2 separate regions of the Homo sapiens genome follow, and region 2 is linked to region 1. Evidence: read pairs that join two places in POLR2A ChIA-PET (ENCODE). Cell type or tissue: PC-3. All regions are shown on one strand.

Region 1 (8,000 bases):
TCACCCTACACTAACCAGGGAGCACACCTACCCTTCCCCCATCAAGCACTGTGGAGACAGGTAGAGCCCTGTTGACCGTCCTCACACTAACAAGGTGATACCCTATCCCACTGGGTGTTAGGGAAATTGTGAGATAGAGCTCTGACAACCTTTCCCAGCCTGTACTACTGAGGTGGTCCCCCTTCCTTCCCACCAGGAGACTACCAAAACTGTAAGGCAGAGCCATATAGCCTGTTCCTCCCTGCACTAACACAAGCAGATGTGGTACCTGTCTTCCTCCCCACCAGACACTGTAGAGACCGTAGTAGAGAGCTACCAACCTTCTCCACCTTGCACTGAGCAAACATCAGAGCAACAGCAACCCTCCACTCTGGCCTCAGAAACTGGAGAGGCACTTGCCCTTTTGACCGTGCCTGCTGTGCATTAAACAGCAAAGAGTTGGCATCGCACATCTCCCTAACTAGAAAGCTCTGTTCTCAGTAATTGATATAACTACTAGAGTGAAAATCAGCAGGAATATAAAATAAATCAGTAACATCACAAGATAATGGGATCTAGCTGATATTTATAGACTACTTCACCCCCAAACAGGAAAATACATGTTCTTTTCAACTGCAACTGGAACATTCAACCAGGCAGACCGTCATATCCTATCCATAAAACAAACCCTAACAAATTTATATTGTTAGACCATAATATAATTAAACTAGAAATCAATAACTGAAAAAAAAATCTTCAGATACTTGGGAATTAACACATTTCTAAATAAGGTATTAAAAGTCTCAAGGGGAAATATATTTTGAAGTGAACAAAATTGAAATGTATAAATATTTACAGGATGCAGTACAAACAGGGTTTAGCAGGACACTTATAGCATGGAATACTTACATTAGAAAAAATAGTGGGTTCAAATCAATAGCCTAAGCTTCTACCTAAACTGGAAAAAAGGGAAGAAAATACACCAAGATCAAGATGAAGGAAAGAAATAATAGGAAAATCTCCAAATGCTTTAAAATTTAAAGACCCCTTTAAATGGGTCAAAGAGACCCCAGGAAAATTAAAAAATACATTGAACCGAATGGAAATAAAAATACAACATATCAAAACATGGGACATAGCTAATGTCATGCTAGAAGGGAAATTTATAATACTAAATATTTGTACTAGAAAAGACAAAAAGTCCCAATTTAATAATCTGTTTGCACCCCAAGAAATTATAAAAAGAAATGACAAGTATGTGACATGATGGATTTGTTAATTAGTGTGAGTTAAACATCCCACAATGTAGACATATATCAAAGCATCACATTGTACCCCATAGATATGATATATACAATTATATTTGTCAAAAAAAGAATTAAAAAAAAAAGAAATCCAAAGCAAGCAGAAAGATAGAAATTAGAGCAGAAATCAATAACATTGGCAATTAAAAAATACAGAATGATCAATCAAAAGCTGGTTCTGAGACATGACCAATAAGAATGACAAACTAGCAAGACTAACAGGGAAAGAAAACACAAACTACCAGTATCTGGGAAGAAACAAATATCACTACAGACCCCACAGGCATTTAAGGGATTTGAATAAAGGAATAGTATGAATAATTATACCAACAAAAATTTGATAGCTCAGATGAAATGGACCAATTCCTGGAAAAATCACAAATTACCAAAACTAACTCAAGATGAAATAATAAAAATGCAAGAGATAAATAGTTGTGACAAGAGTCCATATGACCTGCAAAACCTAAATTTTTTACCATCTGGCTCTTTACAGAAAAGTTTGCCTACTCTTGAAATAAATATCTGAATAGTCTTACTAAAGAAATTGAATTCATAGCTAAAAAGGAATCTCCAGACCCAGATGGTTTCACTAGAGAATTCTGCAAAACGTGAAAAAGAAACAGGATCAATTCTATACATTTTCTTCCAGAAATTAAGAAGAGGAGGAAGGCTTCTCAACTCATAAGGTCACCATTACCCTGATACCAAAACCAACAAAAACAGTAGAATAAAAAGATAACAACAGACATCAGCTCTCATGAGCACAGATGTAAAACTCCTCATTAAAATACTAGCAAATTAAATCCAGCAACATATAAAAAGAATAATATAAAATGACGAAGTGGGGTTGATTCAAGGAATGGAAGACTAATTTAATATTCAACCACAAACCAGTGTCATCCACTATGGTAACAGTCTAAAGAAGAAAAATCACATGATCATATTAATTGATACAGAAAAAGCATTTGACAATATTCAGCACCTATTCATGATGAAAACTCTTAGTACATTAGAAATGGAGGGGAGCTTCCTCAACTTTATACAGAACATCTATAAAAATGTCTACAGCTAACCTACTGAATAGTGAATGGACAAAAACTGGAAAGAAACCAAATGTTCTTCAATGGTATATCCATACTTCAGATTACTACTGAGCAATAAAAAGGAATGAACTGCTCATGTACACAAAACTTGGATCGATCTCAAGGGCATGATGACGAATGAAACAAAGCCATTCTCAACAAGTTACATATCATAAGATTTGATTTATATGATACACTCAAAATGATAAAATTACAGTGATGCAGAATAAACCCACTGCTTTCTGAGGATTAGGATTGGGAAGAGAGTGTCACTATAGCATGAGCAATTCCTACGTGGTCATGGAACAGGTCTGCAGGATAATTGTGGTGGTTACTCCATACATGTTATAAAATATCTAAGGAACACAGACATGCACGAGTACATGTCAAAATTGGTGATATCCTAATAAGGTCTGTATTTTATGGTAGTATATGAATGTCAATTTCCTGCTTTGTAAAATTATATTATGGTTATGTAAAATGTTTTCATTTGCAGGAGTTGGGTGAAAGGGTAGGTAAGGGTATAGGGAGGCTGTATGTATTTTTGCAATTTCGGAGTCTACAGTTACTTCAAAATAAACTGTTAAAAAAATGCAGAAATAAAATATAAATCCACCACTACAAAAAAAAATGCAGGTGAAATACAAATATTTTCAGACAGACAAGAGGTGACAGAATTAGATTCCAGGAAATATATACTATGATAAATGTTAAAGGAATTTGTTCAGGCTGAAGAGAAATTATACCAAACTAAGATCTATTGAAGGAATAAAGAATTTCAGTAACTGTAAATACTGGGATATGTTAAGACTTTTTTTCCTTTTCCTTTCTTAATTTTTTTAAAATGAAAAATGGCTCCTTAAAGCAACAATACCAATGCATTCTGAAATATATTACACATGTAAAAGCAAAACGTATAACAACAATAGCACAAAGGATGAGGGATAAAGGGAAGTATATATTTTTAAGGTTCTTACACATTAAGTCAAGATAGAATGTAATATGATCAGTTAAATGTGCACATGGTAATTTCTAGAGCCACGCTGTCTAATATGACTTGACCACTTGAAATATGGCTAGTTATAATTGAGATGTGCTGTTACTATAAAATAGACACCAAATTTTGAAGACTTTAGAAAAAGATGTAAGTATCTCAGTAATATTATTCTGATTATACCATTGTGGATACTGGTTTAATCAGAGGACGTTATTAAAATAGATTCTACCTGTTTCTTTTTACTTTTTGAAATGTGGTTAGTAGAATTTTTTAAATTGCATATGTGGCTTGCATTATATTTCTGTTAGGCAGGATTGTGCTGAGCAGGGATTTGCAAACTTGTTTTGTAAAATGCCTGAGAGTAAATATTTTAGGCTTTTTTGACCATACAGTCTCTGTTGCAGTTAGCTCTGCCACTATGGAACAAAAGCAATCAAATACAATATGTAAGTGAATGAGTATGGCTATGTTCCAATAAAACTATTTACAAAAATAGGTGGTTGGCTGAATTTGGCCCATAGGCTATGGAGCTGACTGACCCCTTGCTCTAGAGTGACCACCAAAAAAAAAAAAAAAAAAAAAAAAAAAAAAAAAAAACAAGCATAGAAGCATAGTTAAAAAAAAATTCTCAATCAGTCCAAAATAAAGCAAGAGGGAGGTAAAAAGGGACAAAGAACAAATGGGGCAAAAAGAAAGCAAACTGCATAATGGTAGATTAAACCCAGCTATATCAATAGTTACCTCAAATGGAAATGGAGCAAATATAGTTACATGAAATAGATATGGAGCAAATAAAAGATAGTGTTTGCCAGATTTTATAAAATAGCGAGGCTCAACTATATGCTAGTTACAAAAGCCACAGATAAAAAGACACAAGTGGATTAAACAAAGGATGGAAATGGATACAATGTATAAATGTTAATCATAGGAAGGCTGGAATTGTTAAAAGTCAGATGAAGTAGAACTCAAGATAGAGTATTTAATAGATATAAAGAAAGATATTTCAGAATGATGAACAGGACAGTTAACCAAGAACATATAACTACTATCTGCATATACCTAATAACAGCATCAAAATCTATGAAGCAAAAATGTATAGAAGCAAAAATGTATAGAAGAGACAAATGGATAAATTCACAATTACAGTTGGTGATTGTAACATTCCTTTGTCATTAAATGATAAAACGAGGACAAAATAAAACAGTGAATATATAAGATTTGAACACTATTAAACAACCCCAAACTTCATAAGTATACAAGGAACATTCACTAAACTAGGCCTTTTCCTTGGTGACAAAATAAGTTTCAGTGAATTTTAAAAGATTGCAATAATACAGGATGTGTTCTGATGACAGCAAAATTAAATTAGAAATCAATAACAAAAAAGATACCCAGTAAACCTTAAAAATACTTAGGAATTAAATAACATACTAATAAATAATCCATGGGTCAAATAAATCAAGGGACATTAGAAAATACATTGAACTGATTAATAATGAAAACACAACACATCAAAATTTGTGAAATAGACAGCCAAAGCACAGCTTACATATTTATAGGTTTAACTATATACGTTAGAAAAAAAATGAAGGAAAAAATTAGTGATTTAAACTTTCACCTTATGAAGCTTGAAAGAATAAATTAAATGCAAAATAAGTAGAATCAAGCAAATGATAAAGAATTAGTGAAACAGAAAACATATCAATGGTAGGTTTTTTTAAAAAAATCAACAAAACCAAAGGTTGGTCTTTGAAAAAAAAAAAAAACTAAAAAAAAAAAACCAAAGCTGGTCTTTGAGAAGATCAATGAAAATGATAAGCCCTTAGCTAGACTACTAAAAAAAGAAAGAAACCAAAAGTTACCATTATCAGAACTGAAAGAGGGACATCAATATAGATATTGGTGATGATAAAGGGAAAATAAAGAATATCCTAACTTAGTGCTGATAAATTTGAAAACTTAGATGAGATGGACAAATTCTTTGAAAAATACAAATATAAAACTGACCCAAGAAAAAAAATCTAATGATCACTCTATATATTATAGAAAGTAAATGTGCAGTTAAAAAATTTCCTACAACAAATTATCAGCCCCGATGGTTTTCTTGCTCAATTCTATCCAACATTTAAGAAAGGCAAATCTTACAAAAACATTTTCTGAAAACAGAGTGCAACACTTCCAACTGGTATAATTCATAATGACCCTGAAAACAAAACCATACAAGGATATTACGACAAAAGAAAATTACAGCTGCTCTGTGAAGTAGCCATCCTTTTATTCCTTTACTTTCTTAATAAACTTGCTTTCACTTTGCAAAAAAAAAAAAAAAAAAGAAAAGAAAAAGAAAATTACAGACCAGTATCCCTCATCAGTCTAGGTATAAAAACCTTCCATGGAACTGAAATTCAGCAGGAATTGAGTTGGAATTCAGCAAACAGAATTCAGCAGGAAAACACATCATGCCTAACTGGAGGTTTATCCCAGAAATAAAAGGTTGATTTAACATTTAAAAATCAGTGTAATTCATCGTACTAGTAAAGGGAAAAAATCATGTGATCATCTCAAAAGATCTCAAAACAGTATTTAATATTCATTATTTACATTTATTTTTCAACAAATATGGTGAAATTTCCTCAGCCTGATAAAGGGCATTTAGAAAAAATCAACAGCTAACTTAATGGTGAAAGAATGAATGCATTCCCCCTAAGATCAGGAACCAAGCAAGGATGGCCACTGTCACAACTTCTATTCAACGTAATACTAGAGCTGCTAGCAGATGTAATAAGACAACGATAAAAAATAAATAAAGGGCATATATTGGAAAGGAAGAGGTAAAACTGTCTCTATTCACAGACATCATTAACTATGTAGAAAGTCCTAAGAATCTATTTAAAAAATAATAAAACCTATTGGAACTAATAAGTACATTTAGAAAGATCCCAAGACACATGATTATATTGTATATCAAATATAACTGATATAGAAATAGAAAATAAATTCTATTTCTATATACCAGCAACAAATAACTGGAATATGAAATTTTGAAAATTACTACTTAAAATGGGATCAAAAATATTTAGAGATAATTTTAATGGAAGATGTATAGACATCTACACTAAAAACTACAAAACACTGTTGAGAGAAGTTAAAGAAAATGCACATAAATGCAGAGAAGTTCCACATAAATGCAGAGAAGTACCAGGTTTATGCACTGGAGGAGTCGACATTGTTGGGATGCCAGTTCTCCATAAACTCATCTTTACACTTAATGTACTCCCAGTCAATATCCCATTGTGCATTTTTTGGTGGAAACTAACAAGCTGCTTCTTAAATTTTATGGAGGAGACTAGGACCTAAAATGGCCAATACATTTTTGAAAGAAAATAAAAGGATTAAAGAACTATTCTAATTTCAGAACTTGCTGTAAAGCGACAGTAATTGATGCAGTGTGGTGTTGGTGTAAGGAGAGACAAGTAGAATAGAAGAAAATAGAGCCCAGAAATAGGCTCACACACACAGTTAGCTGACTTTTGAAAAGGGCTCCAAAGAAATTCATTAGGAACATCTTTTCAATAAATGATGGTGCAAACTATATGAAAAAGAGAACCTCAACCTCCACCTCACACAATACACATGAATTGATTTGAGATGGCTCATAGAACCAACAATGAAAGCTAAAACCATGAGCCTTGTATAGAAATATATAGCAAAATAACTTTGTGACCTTGAGGTAGGCAAAGGTTTCTTAGGTATCTTTACAGAAAAACAAACAAACGACAAAAAAACTATTAAAATATTGATAAATTGAACTTCAAATAAAAAAACAAATAATATAAAAAGCTTCTGCACATCCTAAGATACTATGAATTAAATGATTAGGCAGGCCGCATGCTAGGAGAGGATATCCATAATACAGATATCTGATAAGGACTCCTGTGGCTTAACAATAAAAAGACAAATATCCAAATAAAAATTAGAACACTCGACAAAGAAACTTTGTAAGAACAGATATATGAAAGGTCAGTAAAAACGTGAAAGTGCTCAAACTTAATTAGACATCAGGTGAATAATTGGAAACGCAATAATACACTAATACACATGTTAGAAAGGCTAAAATTAAAAAGAGTGACAATACCAAATATTGGGGAGGACATGGAATGGCCAGAACTCTTGTACATTACTGGTGGGAGTACAGAATGGTACTTTCAAGAACTATTTGTCAGCTCTTTATAAAATTGAACATACACCTGCCCTACGACCCAGCAATTCTACATCTCAGGAGAAATGAAACATGTCCATTGAAGGATTTGTGCCAGAATGTTTGTAGCAACTATATTCATGGTGGCCAGAAATGAGTAGTAGCCCAAATGTCCATTAATAGGAGAATGGCCTTGTGAATTATGATGTAGTTACACAATGGACATGTGAACTATGATATAGTTATACAATGGAGTGCTGTTCAGCAATGGAAAAAACAAATTACTAATACATGCATGAACATGGATAAATCTCAAAAAAAAAAAAAAAACACTGAGTGAAAGAAGCCAGGCCCAAATGAATGCATACTATATGACTGCATGTTTATGAAATTCTAGAAGAGGCAAATCTAATCTAGTGATGAGAATCAAAATGGCAGAA
Region 2 (8,000 bases), 430 kb after region 1:
CCACTACGTTTCTTAAATAGGATTCCCTAATCCTTACGAGGGGTTTTTCAAAAACAATCATAATGTAAAATTCACATACATAAAATAATTATGTAATTTATGATGAGCAAGTGGCCGTCTCTTCTCTTTTATGTGAAACAAATCAGACAAATATTTACTGAATTTGAAAAGTAAAGATAAACTATTAATTGATCATTTTGTTTAGGTAAAAATATCTTTGGCTCCTTTCACATATTATTGGGATCTTACAATTCTTTAAGACATGATACAATAATTCTTAAATTTCAAAATAAAAAAACCTTTCAATTCCACTTTCATTATTCTTTTACTTTAAAATAATAAAATGAATATGTCAAGGCTAACAAAATAAAACTTTAATAACATTTTTTTCCAAATTAACACAACTATTCCAGATCTAGTCATTACTTGACATATATACTGAAGCCTGCAAATTTCACCAAGAAATGTGTGTGCTGTAAAGTGACAAAATAATTTGGATTGAAGGACTATAGTTTGCAAATAACTTTTCACAATTTCTTGATATTACTGATACCATAACAAAATCACTGTGATTTTAAAAAGTATTGTTAGTATGCAATAAAATTTCCTAAAATAATTTATTTTGAACAAAAAACGATTTTGGAGGTCCTATTCTATACCTGTTAATTTTTTTAAAACTATAGGGATATATAAGAAGCAAACTTTTGTGAGTCTGTGCCCACGAATAATATGCAGTCTTCGTAAACTGTAAACTAAAATATATGAAATGACTAGAAAACTGCTTGGAATGCCTAGCTACATGACATTACATTGCAGAGCTTGAGAGAAGAGGGGGATCAAGGTGGATTAGTGACATCTCAAAATACATCATGGAGCTACATCTAAAATTATAATCATATGATACTGTAATTAATTGTGGGAATAGTGCCTTTTAGAATAGCACACACACTTAGAACCAGCAGACGAAACTATTTCCAGTGTCATAAACAGTATACTTTCTCTACAAATATTTCTAATTAGGAGAGTAGGACATTTCCTTTAGATTTCTTTTAGTCTACAGGTAAGCAATTTATGTCTTCTGAAATGGACTGATTTTATTTTGCTCAGGGAACTGCTACGGGAGCAATCTCTTAGGTTTTACAAATCACAGAACTTTACATAAAACACTTTAGTCTTTTCTTTTAAACTCATATTTAATGAGATGTGAATTAAAAAGTCTATTTTTGATTAAATCACTACATTTGAGACTCTCTCTCCCCACCAAAAAGGGAAGGGCAGGGTAAGGGATGTTTGTGCCATAATCAATTACGGAGTTCATTATTTTAAAAATATATCTAAAATATTTCATAAAAATTTAAAGAATAATTTTAATATTTATATTTGAATTAGCTTGAAATATATATAATATATATATGCACATTCAAAAGAAGGGACAGATATATCATTAATGATATTTCTCAAATTATATGATTATATGGATGAAATAAAATTAAGGAAGATCATTAATGACCTCTACTTAAAAAAAAAAAAGTAAATGACTGAAAAGTATGCATTTGTTTTCATTTAGGAGGGTACAAGTATATCATGATCCATCATGGAATAGCTAGATGATACATTCTCTCTGTCATTTTTCACAATTCATGAATTGAGCATTAAAGACAAAATATATGGTATATATAATATGGAACAAATAATTTTGCCATATTAGGAGGTGAATTTAGGGGGTTTCTTTAGTTTAGAGTAGCCCTCTCCCCAAAAAGAGAAACTACCACCAAGAAATTTCTAGAATTCAGTCTTCTAAACTGGTATGGTGGATGGAAATATTTTTGTTTCTGGAAAAAATGCATAAGGTGCTATTTCTCCTGGCAAAAATATGAAAACATGAACTGCACGATTTTTTCCCAGCAAGCGACTGATCTCCACATACATCTATCATTATTCAGCTTCAAACTAAAAAGTCTTATTCTGAATACCAATTCCTATAAACTATGTAGCTCTCAATTACGGAATCTGAAACTGCTGGTTCCATGATGATAAAGGAACATGCTGTTTGAAAGACCACAATTTGACTGCAAGTAATCAATATACTATTTGGAAAGAAACCTAGATGTGCAGTTTTATTTAGAAATGCTGAGAGCACTGCACTGAAGCCTTCTCCACAAGTCTGGCAATGTCAGGTGGCTCTTTGTCAGTCTTCTTTATGCCTGTTCATTTTCAGAGGCAGCAGAACATTTTCTCGTTCACTGCCATTAATAGAAGATACCTCTTCTGTAATTTTCAGGGAAGAGGACAATCATTTGTAGCTAAATATATTTTCACTTTTCTTTTATTTTTCGTGAAGCTTCTTTACATTGTATGCCCTGAAATGGAGAGAGTAAAATGAAGAATTTGAACTTCTAGGCCAGAAACATGCAAATGCTTTGGATGAAACTAACATTTGTCAATTTGAGTTTTACAAAATTGGTGTAGCATTTAATTCATTCTTTTAATCAAAGAGAAAATGTCATGTTTACTGAGCACCCAGGTTTGTGGTTGAAACATGATTATGAAATGTGAATCCTTTTAATAGCCCTAGATTGTCCTTCTCTTTATTTTTATATCTGGGAATATGGAAGATCAAAGAGGTTAAGTACTTCAGGTCACACAGGTTAAAACAACCACCAGAGACAGAATTTGAACCTGATTCTCTATCTTCATAAAGCCCATAAAAGGGCCTAGTAACTACTACCAAGGCACCTAAGGTACAGTGCCTAGAATGACCTAAGAATCTATTGTATATTCTATATATGCCCCATTTTCTGAAGCTTGTTAAATTGCCTGAAGGATATTACAATGAGTTTCCTTCATTAGAAATTTCACCAGAATTTTGCCAAAACCACAAAGGCAAGGTGACTTCATGATATATTAGTTAATATAGATTCATATTTGAATGGTTATCTTTTTTTTTTTTTAGATGGAGTTTCACTCTTGTCATCCAGGCTGGAGTACAATGGGTCAATCTTGGCTCACTGCAACTTCTGCCTCCCAGGTTCAAGCGGTTCTCCTGCCTCAGCCTCCCAAGTAGCTGGGACTACAGGCGTCTGCCACCACTCCTGGCTAATTTTTTGTATTTTTAGTAGAGACAGGGTTTCACCATGTTGGCCAGGCTGGTCTCGAACACCTGACCTCAGTTGATCCACCTGCCTCGGCCTCCCAAAGTGCTGGGATTACAGGCGTGAGCCACCGCACCCAGCGAGTGGTTATTTGCTTGTAATGCTTGGCTGATCTGGAAAGAATGCATATTGTGTTGGCTGAAGGGGATAAGATGACAAAAATGGGATAGGGAAAGGGAGCAGCCAGGGAGAATAGAAAAAAGGAAAAGAAGTCTTCCTTGGATGACCTTACAGAGAATTACCCGAACTCCTAAGCCATACGAATGGAGTGAAGGGAATGTTGTATTAAAGAAAAAAAGAAAAAGTTTTATCTGCTTTTCCCTTAATTAAATTAGGGCCATTTGAATAACTACCTGAATAATGGCATCAGGAAGAAAAGAGCAGAAGGCATGAAAGTTTTTTCTGTTTGTTATATTTAGAGAATGTTTTGCAATTCTTTCAGTGTCACGTTAGAAGGCAGCATCATTTGCACAATATGAATTAGCCTCAGAAATTTCTAGGCACATTCACATTTAAAGTAAGATGACTTTATTTTGGTCAGGCTGGTAGAGTCACTGCTTTGTTTTGTGTTTCCTAAACTTTTCCTGACAGCGTGCTAGGTAAGAGTCTTCCCATCCTATTCCCTCTGCTTGTGGGACTTTTATTAAGATGGTGGGACAGCTCAGCCAGGTGCCAGTTTGACGCTGTGTGGCTGTAACTTAATATTCCTCAGTAACTCTGCTTTGGAGTTAGGGGCTATGGGAGGTATTCGTTAATCCTTCACAATTTCTGCCACAGACATTTTTTAACTCTCTTTAGAATGTAAGAGGTATGAGAGGAACTGGTCAGGCCTAAGGCAGCCTGCAGTGTGGTGGGACTCCACCCTTTCCCTTTGCCACGGCTCCATTTACTCCTTTGGAATGTGCCGATAATTCCCACGGAATAGTAATAGGTTTTCAGTGGAATATTTTGTGGAAACGGAACTGTTTTGGTCTGGGGTTCATGTCTTGACGAGGCCAGGAAGACACAGCGGACTGAGGGGCTGAGATGGTCTGTCTCTCGCGGAGTTGGAGTACCCTCTGCTGTTCAAGAGAAGAAGTGCACTTACAGATAGCTCTAGCCAGTGCTTTCTCCAGGTAAAGAAAAACCTCCAAAATGCTTCTTAGAAAACAAGATAGATGCCCTCAGAAGATTGCTGAGCTTCCGGCTTCATGCAATTGTCGGGGTTTTGACTCTTAAGGAAATCCCATTGAGACTGAGTATGCGATGAGACCAGAGCCTATGCGGAGGGTAGTTTTTCTTTAGTCATAAAGTGTGGTATGAGCAATGGTTCTAGAATGATAGGTATTTGGGTTATTTTTCATGTGTTCGAATGCCACCATAAAATATTCTTTTTTTGTGTGTAATCAATCTTTTTATATCTGAGAAACCTGGATATTGTAATTCTAGTTTTGGAGGTTTCTGAATATCTTCTTTTGAAGTGTTTTTACATGTAAAGTCAGCATTGAAAATTGTTCTCGTGGCAAGTAGTTTCTTTCCTTTCTTTCTTTCTTTCTTTCTTTCTTTCTTTCTTTCTTTCTTTCTTTCTTTCTTTCTTTCTTTCCTTCCTTCCTTCCTTCCTTCCTTCTTCCTTCCTTCCTTCCTTCCTTCCTTCCCATTTTTTTGCTTTAGTTTCTAATGTATTTTGTTATTCTCTGCTGTGAGATAGCTTATTTCTATATAGTCCTGTAATTTATAAGCACTTTCACATAATCTCATCATAGCAGCTCTGCGATGCAAACTACATAGTTCCCACTTTATAGACAGAGAATCAAGGCCAAGACCGTGTCCAGAAATGCAGGTGGCCTCAGAAGTGAGCACTGTGTCAGATTTTCTAAGACAGGAGTAATAGTGGTTAATTCTTTAGTGACTACAATTTGTCAGCATTATACTAAACATTTTTAAGCATTACACATTTATTCTTCATGTCAAGTCACAGGTAGGTATTATTCTAACTGTCACTTCATAGATATGCAAATAATAATCTTTAAAGGTTAGTAATAGTCAAATAGCCGGTAAGTGAAAAAACTGGGTTTTAAATGTGGTGCATCTGACTCTGGAGGCTCCAATGTGTGGCCAACTTTTGACATATGGAGAAAAAGACATAAACCTTGACCTCAAGCACTTTAGTATTTTTAAATTGTGGTAAAATATACATAACTTAAAATTTACAATTTTAGCAATTTTTAAGTGTAAAGTTTAGAGGCATTACACACATTGACATTGTTGTGCAAGAATCACCAACATCCATGTCCAAAAATCTTTCATCTTTCCAAGCTGAAACTCTGTACCCATTAAAAAATAACACCCATTCTCCTCTCCCTCCAGCCCTGGCAACTACCGTTGTATTGTCTGTTTCTATGAATTTGACTACTTTAGGTACCTTATATAAGTGGAACCATACAATATTTGTCTTTTTGTGTCTGGATTATTTCATTTAGCATAATGTCTTCAAGGCTCATCCTTATAGCATGTGTCAGAATGTCATTCTTTTTAAGGGTGTATAATACTCCATTGTATCTATATAACACATTTATTTATTCACTGATCCATGGATGTTGGGATGTTTCCAGATTTTCAGTATGATGAATAGTGTTGCTGTGAACACTGATGCACAAATATCTGTTTGCTTCCCTGATTTTAGTTCTTTTGCGTACATACCCAGAAATGAAATAGCTGGATCATATGGTAATTCCATGCTTAGTTTTTTAAACATAGAACTGCCATACTGTTTTCTGTGGTAGTTACAGCATTTCATACTCCCACAAGCAATGCTTAAGGGCAGTAATTTCTCCACATCCTTGCCACTTATTATTTTCTAATTTTTTAAAAAAATAGTCATCTTAATGAATGTGAAGGGATAGCTTACTGTGCTTTTGATGTACATTTCCCTAATGGTTAGTGATATTAAACATCTTTTTATGTTCTTAGTGGCCAACTATATATCTTCTTGTGAGAAAAGTCTATTCAAGTCCTTTAACTGTTTTTAAATTGGGTTGTTGTTGAGTTCTATGAGTTGTTCATATATTCTGGATATTGAACCCTTATTAGAATATGATTTGCAAATATTTTATTCCATATGTTGCCTTTTATACTCTGTTGATAGTAGCTATAGAAAGATAGATGTTGTTAGATGTGCAGAATTTTTAGATTTTGATGAAGTGCAATTTATCTCTGTTTGCTTTTGCTGCCTTTTGGTATCATATCCAAGATCTTTGCCAAATCCAGTGTCATGAAGTTTTTATCTTATGTTTTCTTTTAACAGTTTTATAGTTTTAACTGTTACATCTCTTTACATGTCTTTAATCCATTTTGAATTAATTTTGTATATGGAGTAAGGTACGGGTCCAACCTCATTCTTTTGCATGTGAATATCCAGTTTTCTTAACATCATTTGTCAAAAACAACTATACTTTTCTGATTGAATATCTAGCATTCTTGTCAAAGTCATTTGGTTATATATGCAAGAGTTTATTTCTGGGCTTTCTATACTATTCCATTGATCTATATGTCTGTCTTTTCCTATTACACAGAAATTTTGCTCTTATATAGTGCCAGTTTTTACCAAAATTTGTTCTGATTAGAGTTTTTTCTTGAAGCTCAAACATTCTGTCAGTAATGTAATTAATGAAAAAGAAAAATCAATCTAGTTTTTCCTTGTATTTATGTGTTATGCATATAGGTGATAAACCGAATAACTTAAAGTTTTAATTTACAAATACATAAATTGGTTTGATGTGATATGGAAACAACTGTATTTCTGAAAGTTGTTTTAACCTGTGTATAGAAGGCTAAAATTTTCATCTATTCATTGCATTCATTAGGTCTAACAGCTGAATTCCTCCTAGTCAAGTGGATTTGGGTAATGTAGTTTGTCCTATTTGTTTACCTACTGCTGTAGCTTGGATGTTTGATCCCTCCAAACCTCATGTTGAAATTTGATCCCGTTTTGGAGGCTGGACCTAATGTAAGGTGTTTGGGTGATGGTGGTGGAACCCTCCAGCATAGATTAATGCCTTCCCTCGGGGGTGAGTGACTTCTCACTCTATTAGTTCCTGTGAGAGCTGGTTAAAAAGAACCTGGCACTTCCCCTGCCACTTTCTCTCTTGCTCTGTGGTTTCTGTAGGCACTAGTTTCTTCTTCCAATATAGTGGAAGTAGACTTAGACCCTCACCAGAAGCTGAGCAGACGCTGGCACCATACTTTTTATACAGTCTACAGAACCATAAGCCAATAAACCTCTTTTATCAGTTGACCAGCCTCAGTTATGCCTTTAGAATGACACCAAGTGGACTAAGACACCTATTCATCTAGGTAATAGCCATGGGACAGGTTTACAAAAATAAATTTTTAATACTTAGAAAAATACTTGAAAAGAATAATACCAAAAGTAGACCAATTTTACTTATGACTATAGATGCACAAATATTAAACATAGTATTATCAAATTCTGATTTTTAAAATGAAAACTATACCAAATAAGGTTTAATCTAGAAATTTAAGATTGCAATCTATAACCCTTTTTCATCACACTACATGATCATAAGAAAAAGACTGTGAAAACTTTCTGATAGATGATTTAAAGGCATTTATAAATGTAACATATAGTCATGATTCAAAAATTAAAAAAAAAATAAAAAACAACTTTCAATGCGCTAGAGATGGGGACCCACATTCCAAAAAAGAATATGTGTTTAAAAGCAACCGCCAATGTCTACTGAGTAGAAAAGGCAGAAGGGTATCTCTCATTACTGTCATTATGCATCACAAAGAGAAAATTCTAATCAATACATAATATCAAAATTAATACTAAGTATATTTAAATAAAAG

Evidence for each region. Peaks named below come from ENCODE experiments on the same cell type or tissue, not always from the same donor. Only the 100,000 strongest peaks of a DNase experiment are listed, where the experiment ranks them.
Region 2: POLR2A ChIA-PET joins it to region 1 with 17 read pairs; 2 of 35 experiments call an interaction of 5 or more read pairs at or near these places.

Annotation. Positions count from the first base shown.
Region 1 is chr2:58,147,691-58,155,690 of GRCh38, reverse strand. All of the region lies in intron 12 of VRK2 (VRK serine/threonine kinase 2), which reads right to left. Among named protein-coding and RNA genes, the nearest start is that of FANCL, 90 kb to the left of the region's middle. In PC-3, no CTCF peak of the experiment used is centred here; no DNase peak of the experiment used is centred here.
Region 2 is chr2:57,717,216-57,725,215 of GRCh38, reverse strand. LOC105374697 (a long non-coding RNA gene) reads right to left here and starts at 4,316. Exons shown (of 3, transcript XR_940111.3): 1 at 4,240-4,316; 2 at 2,264-2,360. In PC-3, CTCF peaks have their summits at 3,995 and 4,209 (motif pointing left); a DNase peak (open chromatin) is centred at 4,285; H3K4me3 peaks cover 987 bases.